Regions from separate parts of the Homo sapiens genome. Here region 2 is linked to region 1. A link is an interaction called in ENCODE POLR2A ChIA-PET data of the cell type or tissue named here. Cell type or tissue: CD4-positive, alpha-beta T cell. All regions are shown on one strand.

What was found. ChIA-PET counts read pairs that join two places held together with the same protein. Peaks named below come from ENCODE experiments on the same cell type or tissue, not always from the same donor. Only the 100,000 strongest peaks of a DNase experiment are listed, where the experiment ranks them.
Region 2: POLR2A ChIA-PET joins it to region 1 with 5 read pairs; 4 of 35 experiments call an interaction of 5 or more read pairs at or near these places.

Annotation. Positions count from the first base shown.
Region 1 is chr2:84,860,616-84,865,615 of GRCh38, reverse strand. The region is part of intron 2 of TRABD2A (TraB domain containing 2A); the gene reads left to right. Among named protein-coding and RNA genes, the nearest start is that of TRABD2A, 18 kb to the left of the region's middle. In CD4-positive, alpha-beta T cell, CTCF peaks have their summits at 88 and 287 (motif pointing right); a DNase peak (open chromatin) is centred at 285; H3K27ac peaks cover 3,307 bases.
Region 2 is chr2:84,766,059-84,771,058 of GRCh38, reverse strand. The region is part of intron 64 of DNAH6 (dynein axonemal heavy chain 6); the gene reads right to left. Among named protein-coding and RNA genes, the nearest start is that of TRABD2A, 110 kb to the left of the region's middle. In CD4-positive, alpha-beta T cell, no CTCF peak of the experiment used is centred here; no DNase peak of the experiment used is centred here.

The DNA.
Region 1 (5,000 bases):
ATCTGTCCTTTGGGACCCAGTCACATCTTGGCTTGGGCTCTTTCTTGTCATATCCCTAAGTGAACATGAATGTAGCCAACAGTTCTGGAGTTTCCCTCTGCTTTCCACATGCAAAGCCTGCATCTTTGGGCTTTCAACATCCTAAGAGGCAGTTAGTTGGATGTAAAACTCCTTTTGCAAACCCCAGAGTTGACGCTGAGGTGCTCTTATTTGAATTGCTACTGTGCAAAGCATCACTTCTTTGTTATTGTTTACTCTTGCCAATAGATGGCACTAACATATTTCATATTTGCCTTTTTGGCTGTCATTCTTTTGTACTTTCCAGGAGGATGGTCACTGCCAGTTCTTGTTCTTCAGGACCCTAACAACTCACTTTCTCTTTTTTTTTCCCCACAATGCAACATTCAATAGTGGTTTGGGCTCAGTGGACATACTTCCAGATTGTATGAAACTGCAATTCTTGAGCTATAGTTTTGGGGTGTTGGAGAAGATGGGGAGCAAGTTGTCTTTAGTTTGGTCGGTCACCTAATAGAAGAAACAGATGGCTCCAGGATGATTCTCTGGAAAGGTCCAGGGCAGAGTGGAGTGGTTGAGGCAGCCCACTCCCCAGGAGCCCTGTGGTCTGACTGAGGAGGAAGGGGAAATTCCTAGAAGGATGCCACCTCTCTCAGCCTGTGGTTATTAAGGGCTAGGTGGATGCTGGAGGAGTGGGAGCTGGGGAGGTGCTAGATGGCCTGAGGAAGACTCCTGTGGAGGAAGGGGTCAGATTCTTTGAGGATGGGGTGGCCTGCCAGGCCTAAGGAGAGGATCCCGGGGATACCATGTGGTGCCTTGTTTTGTACTTTGCAGGTTTCTGCATATTCTCACATCAGTGCCATGGGTCTTAAGAACAACCCCTGGGGCTAGGAGGTCTCTGTTCCTAGAGGCCAAGGCAAGATTGTGGGGGGTCAGCCAGCAGAGGTCACTGGGGATGGTTTCCTGCTGGACTAACCCGAGAGAGGCCCATCTGGAAGCAGAGGGTGGGCTGGCCTGGGGTCACAGCAAGAGTTAGTGCAGGACAGGCCTAGGTTCTCAGATCTCCTGTTTCTAATCCAACTCTGCCTCTGAGTGTCATGCGGGACCCCTATTGACTTCAGTGGGGATGGCACTAGGTTCAAAAGGCGGAAGAAGAGACCCAGAGCCAGCAAATGAGACACAGGGTTTATTGAGAGGACTGACTTACAGGGTGATCCAGTGGCAGTGGGCTGGACAGGAGAATCCCAATCGCTTGCAAAAAGCCTGCAGTTGATAAATCACCTTCACTTAGCACCTGCTCCTACATGGCAATCCTCATTTAACTCAAAGCAAAGGGCCTCAATCCCTTGTGTGGTCCATGTTCCACAGGATGGGCCAGGGGTTCACATGTTCCTTATAGACAAGGAATGAATCTCTGGATTCCTTAGCTCGGAATTCTGAACACACATTCTTCTTCTGAAGTTATTGCTGTCAGGTGCACCTACACTGAATGCTGCCAACTGCCAGACTTAGAGGAGTAATTGGCTGAGGGATTCTGGCTTCCCCATCATAAATTCCAAAAAAAGCAGGAGATCTCATTAAAAAAAAAAAATTGACTATGATGCTCATAGATGACTTTTCCACATTTTCCATGATCGATTTGGAAGTTGGTTGAAGATGGAGATCCTGACATTCTATTTTTCCTCGATAGTCTTGGTTTAAAATAAAGGCCTAGGAAAAATATGTGAACTTTCTGAAAGAGAACTCTTCCCTTTCTCGTCAGGAGATCGAGACCATCCTGGCTAACACGGTGAAACCCCGTCTCTACTAAAAATACAAAAAATTAGCCAGGTGTGGTGGCGGGCGCCTGTTGTCCCAGCTACTCAGGAGGCTGAGGCAGGATAATCACTTGAACTCGGAGGGCAGAGGTTGCAGTGAGCCGAGATTGCGCCACTGCACTCCAGCCTGGGCATCAGAGCGAGACTCTGTCTCAAAAAGACAAAAAAAAAAAAAAAAAAAAAAAAGAAAATTTGAATAGAGCCTTTCTAAGAGCTATGTAGATATAGACTGGCATCTTAAGATTCACATGGGGCCAGGCGCGGTGGCTCACACCTGTAATCCCAGCACTTTGGGAGGCCGAGGCGGGCGGATCACGAGGTCAGGAAATCGAGACCATGGTGAAACCCCGTGTCTACTAAAAATACAAAAAATTAGCCGGGCGTGATGGCTGGCGCCTGTAGTCCCAGCTACTTGGGAGGCTGAGGCAGGAGAATGGTGTGAACCCAGGAGGCGGAGCTTGCAGTGAGCCGAGATTGCGCCACTGCACTCCAGCCTGGGCGACAGAGCGAGACTCCGTCTCAAAAAAAAAAAAAAAAAAAAAAAGATTCACATGAAGTCTAACCTTTTGGGAGCAATTTGCTTTTATCTCAGTCTTTTGCTTTTTTACATAATTTCCCAACACTGCTATGTATTATTTCCTGTTCTTAGGCATGGTTGGGCTGAAGTGCTGCAGTTACTGTCGGTACCCTGGGAGTCTGACACGTCTATTCCTTGGATAAACCATGTCCCGGCTTTCACATAGGCGTCAATACAGATGTTGTACGTGGACCGTGTCTTCACAAATTAGAAGTCTGGGTGGGTTCTTAGCTCTCTCGGGAGTGTCTTTTGCAGTTATTTTTTTCATGTTGGACATCCCTTTAGTTTCTGATTTTTTTGAGCAGAGCAGAAAATCAAACCAACGTTGTACCTGAATGGCTGGCTGTGAAGCTCCTGGGCTCGCAGGTGCAGACTTTAGCTCTGCTTCCCCCTGGGCACAGGCCTGCTCAGGACTTGAGCTGTCTTTCATTTTATGGCCCCTTTTTATTTGGGACACATTTCTTAAGCACTCAGCATAGGTGATGCACTCTGTTTCTAATTTTGGGGATTCAAAGACAAAGCAAGTGTTGATTCTCCCTTCCCCTGGCTCTGGGCTGCCCCTCTAAAGTCCAAAGCGAACTTAAAAAAAACCAAGAATAGGTATTTTTGTACCTATTTTTGTACAGGTACCTGGATGCCACACATGCTGCTGGGGTTCTGACCATGTTGTGGCTGTGTCTGACCCTGCCCAGCTGCTTTTGGGGTCCTAAGAGAGGCCCTTCAAGGGAAGTGCAGCCTAGTTTCTGCCTCATATCCCTGCCTCCTGCCCTGGTGAACTAGGCTGGCAGTAGAGAGCTCCTTTGAAACCCTAGCAGCCAGCTCTTCCTTGACACCTGCTTGGTGGATCAGCCCAATGACACGTCTAGACTTCAGGAATAACTCCCAGCATGTCTCCATGCGAGAAAAAGTGAGAACACGAATTCTTCATCCCTCCTCCAAAGAGTCCCCCTGCCAGGTAGGGGTAGTTGAGGCAGAGTCTACCCCACTTGGGGGAGAGGAAGAAGGGCAAGGAGCCAGGTGGGACTGGGGCCAAGTTGTACTGGGATCCTCCAAGGAGCTGGTTAAGGTGTTGGGGTCAAGGTGCTCCATGGCCCAGGGACAGAGGAAGTGGGGGCTGCCCTGGACCCTGAGGTGGTTACTGGTGGTGTAGCATCACGTCATGCCACGGGCATTAGGGCGCTTCTTCTCTGTATTCTTTTTCTCTGTCCCTCCTGACACTTTTTGTGTACCTCCCTGAACTCTTCCACGAGGCTCTTCCCTTTGCATTCACAGTCATTTAGAGCTTAAAAGGGAGCTTCAGCAAGAGCTTCAGAATCATAAAATGAGGAATCCTAACAGGAGAGACCTCATTAGCCTCTCAATGCTCAGGTGAGAACTGCAGCTCACACTGAGCTTCTGCTCTTGCGGGTGCTTTGGGCAGGTGAGGTTGTTTATCGCTGAGCAGAATACAGGCAGGTAGGTTGCTGCTGCCTGACTTTCGGGGAAAGGACAGCTCTGGGATGCTCTGTGCTCTCTGGGGCTTCAGTGCTGTCTGAAGAGGCTGCCGATGGTTGTTGACACAACCCAGGCCCAGAAGTGACTTTGAAATGCTGTAGAGCAGGGGTCCCCAATCACCACGCCACAGATGGGTACTGAAGCTTCATCTGTATTTACAGCTGCTCCCCGGCCATTCCCTATCACTCGCATTACTGCCTGATCTCCTCCTCCTGTCAGATCAGTGGCAGCATTAGATTCTTATAGGAGCATGAAGCCTATTGTGAACTGTGCATGCGAGATCTAGGTTGTGTGCTCCTTATGAAAATCTGATGCCTGATGATCTGTCACTGTGCCCCAACACTCCCAGATGGGACTGTCTAGTTGTAGGAAAACAAGCTCAGGGCTCCTACGGATTCTACTCTATGGAGAGTTGTAGAATTCTTTTATTAGATATTACAAAGTAATAATAATAGAAATAAAGTGCACAATAAATGTCATGTGCTTGAATCATCCCAAAACACTCCCCCAACAGCACCCCTCACCTGCTCTGTGGAAAAATTGTCTTCCACCAAACTGTACCTGGTGCCAAAGGTAAAGCCCTATTGGCCTCACCTCCCTGTAAATCGATCTACGGCCCTGTAAATCGATCGCCAGGCTGATGGAAAGTGTTTGCAGATGTCTGAGGCATCTTGTGACTGAATCCAAGCTCGAGGGCCTGATACCTGCCTGAGCACCTCCCCACTGCTCCCACCTCCCTTTCTGGATCCAAGACTTTCAAGATCCTGTCAACCCTTCACATTCCTACCCAGCCCTGGCTCTGCTTCTCAAATGTGGCCTACATCTGGCTTCTGCCAGTGGGTGATCTGGGGATGACCCCACACACCTTCTCCACCTCACCAACAACCCCCAACCCTGACTCTGCTGTTGCTGTGACATTTCAGAAAGCAGGCGCCATTGCCTACAAGGCAGAGAGGAGAAACTGTGGAGGATGAAAGAGAGAAGGAAATAAGCAGAGAAAAGGAGGCTTAGGAAATGGATTCTAACAGCACAAGACTGGAGCTTTCTTCTTGCTTTTCTGGTCCTCTCCCTAGGAGATGATGTAGAAATCACTGTTA
Region 2 (5,000 bases), 95 kb after region 1:
CCTTGGCCTCCCAAAGTACTGGGATTACAGGTGTGAGCCACCACGCTGGGCCCCCATTTTTTTTTTTTTGACAGAGGATCTTGCTCTGCCACATAGGCTACAGTGCAGTGGCATGATCTTAGATCACTGGAACCTCAAAGTCCTGGGCTCAAGCAATCTTCCTGCCTCAGCCTTCGAAGTAGCTGGGACTACAGGCGCATGCCACCATGCCAGGCTAATTATTATTATTATTATTTTTTGTAGAGGCAGGGTCTTACCTTGTTGCCTAGGCTGGTCTGTAACTCCTAGCTTCACATGATCCTTCCACCTTGGCCTCCTACAGTGCTGGGGTTACAGGTGTGAGCCACTACACCTGGCAGGTTCTGTTTGTATTTTTTTATTTTTGCTCACCAAATTGAGTAATCTCAATAGACCTATCTGCATGTTCGTGACATTTTCTTCTGTTTCTTAACATCTATTGTTGTATCCCTTTTGTATATTTTTCATTTTAATTATTGTACTTTTTATCTCCAAAAGTTCTACTTGTTTCCTTTTAATAAATTCTATCTCATTGATATTCTCTATTTTGGTGAGTCATCATTCTCATGTTTTCCTTTAGTTATTTGTTCATGTTTCCTTTAACTGTATGAGCACATTTAAAATATTTGATTTAAAGTTTTTGTCTAGTAAGCCCAATGTCTGGCATTCATTAGGGTCAGTTTTTATTGTTTTTGAATGGGTCATAATTTCTTATGTCTTTGGATGCTTTGTATTTTTTGTTGTTGAAAAGCAGACATTTAGAATATTATAATGTCACAACTCTGGAAATTAGACGGTCCCCACTTCCCAGGGTTTCTTGTTGCTGTCTTTGGTTTGTTTAAAGACTTTTATAAACTAATTTTGTAAGGTCAGTATTTTTTGTTGTATGTCTCTATTCAATCAGTTTAGTGTTCAGCTAGTAATTCAACAGAGATTTCATTAAATGTCTGAAACAACAACAAAAATTTCCCAGGTTTTGCAGATGGGCTCTGTGTGTGCCTTGGGGTATGACTTCAACACTCAGCTGGGCAGTTTACAAATCTGCATTAGCCTTCACTTCCTGGTTGGGCCAAGCTGAAGGTTAGCCAGAGGTTAGAGCTTAGTTCTTCTCATGTCTTTTGTGAGTACACACTCAACCTTGAGCATGAGTGTGTCCTTCTGGATTCCCAAAAATATGTAGGAGATTTTCAAAGCTTTTGTTTCCCAAAGCATCTTACTCTCATCTTTCCTCCCAGGCTTTCTGCTTTGTCTGCTAGTTGCCTCAACTGTTATCCCTTGGGCCACGAGGCAGTGGCTCATATATTTGCCTTTATATAATTTTGACAAAATCTTCCAGGGTAGTACCTCTCTACTGGAGCATTCCTAGTTAGATTAAATAAAATTAAGACCTGTGAGCTAGTCCTTCAAAGAGCCACCAGACAGGCCAAAACAAACAACTACAATCCCCCAAGAACAAGATATTTTCTGTTCACTATGGCACCAGGAACTCACACCATTGCTAAGCTAGAGAATGAGGGTTGGGGTAAGTTAAAATGCCACAAAGCTCTCCTGTCTAGATTCAGCTGCTTTTTCTTTATTAAGCATTCACTTGGTTGCTGAAACCTTTGGTTATTTTCCAGAGTTTTGATAAAGTTGATTAGGACAGTTTTTGCCAGACTGTTATTTTTGTGTTGTCACGCCAAGTGTCAGGTTCCAGCCCATGCTGAGGTCTGAGGGGAGTGGGTGGACGGATGGCAGATAGCTGAAAGAACACTCAGGGGGCCATAGGCACGTAAAATATGGCTTTTATTCTCTGGCTGCTCTGTCTTTATCTTGGTTGCCCGCTCTGGCTGCAGCCCTTCTCAGCGGCTGGATCCGCAGCTCCTGCCATCCCCATGGCTCTCCCTTACAGGGTCAGCAGCTCCACTCTCTCTTTCTGGGTGTGAACCATATGTACAGCATCAGCAGGGCAATTGTACCTTTTACAGACAATAGTGGCTGGGAGCCAAGTATGAGTTTACATGAACAGGTTATATAACAAGTAGAGTTTTGCACCTGTGCTCCAAACTCACTGAGTCACACTGGCCCAGATATCTGACTCAACTCACCATAGCACATAGATTTTCCTTACACGTGTAGAGATAGATTTTTGGAATTTCTACTCTGCCATTGCTGATATAACACCTGGCTTGGTTATTCTTGGTCCTTGCATTTATATATAAGTTTTAGAAGTATCTTGTCAATTTCCACCCAAAACACCAAATGGTATTTTGATTTGGTGGCATTGAATATATAGATCAACTTGAGGAGAACTGATATCTTTACAATATTGAGTCTTCCACTTAATAAATATGGCATATCCATCCTTTATTTAGGTATTTTTGATTTCCTTCAGTAATATTATATACTTTTCTGTGGTGAGATCTTGCATATCTTTTATTATATTTGTCTTGAAGTATTTTATTTTTTATGCTTTTATTGTGGGAGGGTTTTTAATAATAAATTTCTTTTAAAATTATTGGACTATTCAGAAATGCTATTTATGCTTATCAATTTTAAAAGTTATGTTTTTTGAGGAACTTTAAATTTCACTAAAATTTTCAAATTCATTGGCAAAAGTTTTTTTTTTAATAATACACTCATTTTAATGTCTGCTGATCTGCAATGATATTCCCTTATTCATTTTGATAAATATTTTTAGACTCTCTCTATTTAATCAGTTTCAGCAGGAATTTTTTAGTTTTATTAAGTTTAAAAAGTCAACTTTTGGTCTTTTGGATCCTGTCTATTGTGTGTTTCCTAAGTCATTAATTCTTGCTCTTATTTTTATTTTTTAAATTCTAGTAGAATTTAACTACTAAGTTTAGATAGTTTTTTATATAACATATATATTTAAGCCTATACATTTCCCTCTAATTCTGAATTTAGGAGCATCTCACAAGTTTTGATATAGTTCCTCCATTATTCTGCTTAATTTATTTTTGGGTTTCCATTTTCAATTTCTTCTTTGTCTAAAAGAGGCTTAATGTTGACTTTATTTTTTAAGAGAAGTTTTGACAGTAATTTGCTTTTCACACGTAGAATATATGTCTTCCAGATTTCATTATTTCTGCAGAGAAATCAGTCAATGGCATATTTGTTGCATCTTTGAAATTAATCTGTTTTTAATATGTTCTTTTTTTTCCCCCCACAATTCACTGTAATGGGTCTAGGTAGAGAATTTTCTTTGCATTTATTATGCTTGGGGTTTAGTAGAGTTTATATAATCTGTGGATTGATGTCTTTTGTTTTGGAAAATTCTCAGTCATTGTTTATTAAAATATTCTGCACTCTTCTCTCCTTCTGGGACTCAAATTACACTTTAATAGATCTTGTCACTGTATCTCTGCCTCTTATCTTCTCTTCCATCTTTTCTATTGTTTTGTCTCTTCATACTTTCAATTCATCAAATTGATATATTGAATTCTTACTTTCAGTTTTATATATATATATATACGCTTATAAATATGTGTATCTATATATATACATTTTTTTTTGACACAGGATCTCACTTTGTTACTCAGGCTGGAGTGCAGTAGCATGAACATGGCTCACTGCAGTCTCAAGCTCCTGGGCTCAGGTGATCCTCTTACTTCAGCCTTCTGAGTAGCTTGGGACTACAGGTGTGCAGCACTCCACCTGGCTAACTTTTTTGTAATGATGGGGTCTCACTATGTTGTCCAGTCTGGTCTCAAACTCCTGGGCTCAAGTGATCTTCCTACGTAGACTCCCAAAGTGCTGAGATTACAGGCATAAGCCACTGTGCCTGGCTCAGTTATATTTTTACATTCTAGAATTTTATTTGAAGTAATTTAAATTGTCTGCCAATTTTCTCAATTTTTTATTTCCTTGAACATTTTAAAGTTATCTTAAAATTAATGTCGTATATCCATTATCAGGATACTCTGTGCTCTGTTTCTAATAGACACTGTTTTTCTTGGTTTTTAAACATGTAGTCCGGGGTTCTCTTGTATACATTTCCTTGTGCAGCTAAAATTTTCTGTTCCCCCAGATAAGATTTATGTTTTCTGGCAGGCATCCAGAGATACTAGTAGTCAGGGATCATCTTCACCTCTTCCACAAACCATTTATTTCTTACCTGGCATTATTTGTTTTGATAAATCTCCTTGGAGTGCAAACCTAAAGTAAGGGGGTTTACCAGCCTCCCCTCCTACTTAGTGGGCTTTGGGTTCTTATTTTGTCTCCTTTGTCCTTTGAAGCAATCAAAATGTCTGGCTCACTTCACAGCCCCTTAGCCTCCTCCTCTGGTGCCTCTAGGAAAAAAATGGCCATGAGTGCCGGGCTCATTGCTCTAGGTTTTCCTTTCCTCCTAAATATTCTTCACTATTTTATTAATTCTCCAGACCTTCAAACATATATTTCCTTAAATATTTTGTCTATGTTTTCTAGGTGTTCTTAGTGGAAATATTGATCTGAGTCCTTAGTTTGTTATTACTGGAATGAGAAGTCCACAAATATGCATCAATTTACCTCTAAGTGCCACATTACTACATCCTACAGGTTTTTATATGTAATATTGTTTTTGTCATCTACTTCCACTTACGGAAATTCCCATTTTGTTTTCCCTTTAACACATGGATGTGCAGAAGTGCATTTTTTTGTTTCCCAAAATGTTTAAAAAATAATGTTTTAAGATAGATTCCCAAGATTTTATTGTGGTCAGAGAAAATATCTGTCTTCTTTTAGAAATATGTGTCTTTCTAAAAGCATGGCTAATTTTTGTAAATGTTCCATGGATACTTGAAAATCTTGCATTTGTTATATTTGTTAAGTATAGAAATCAAAGTTCTTAATTTCACTGTCTGAATATTTTATATTTTTACCCATTTTGCAACTTTTGTTTGCTTCATGACAGTTTCTATCGGATGTGTTAAAATTTTCCATATTAATGTTGATTTATCAATTTTTTCTTGTATAAATTTCTCCATTTTTGCTTTATAAAT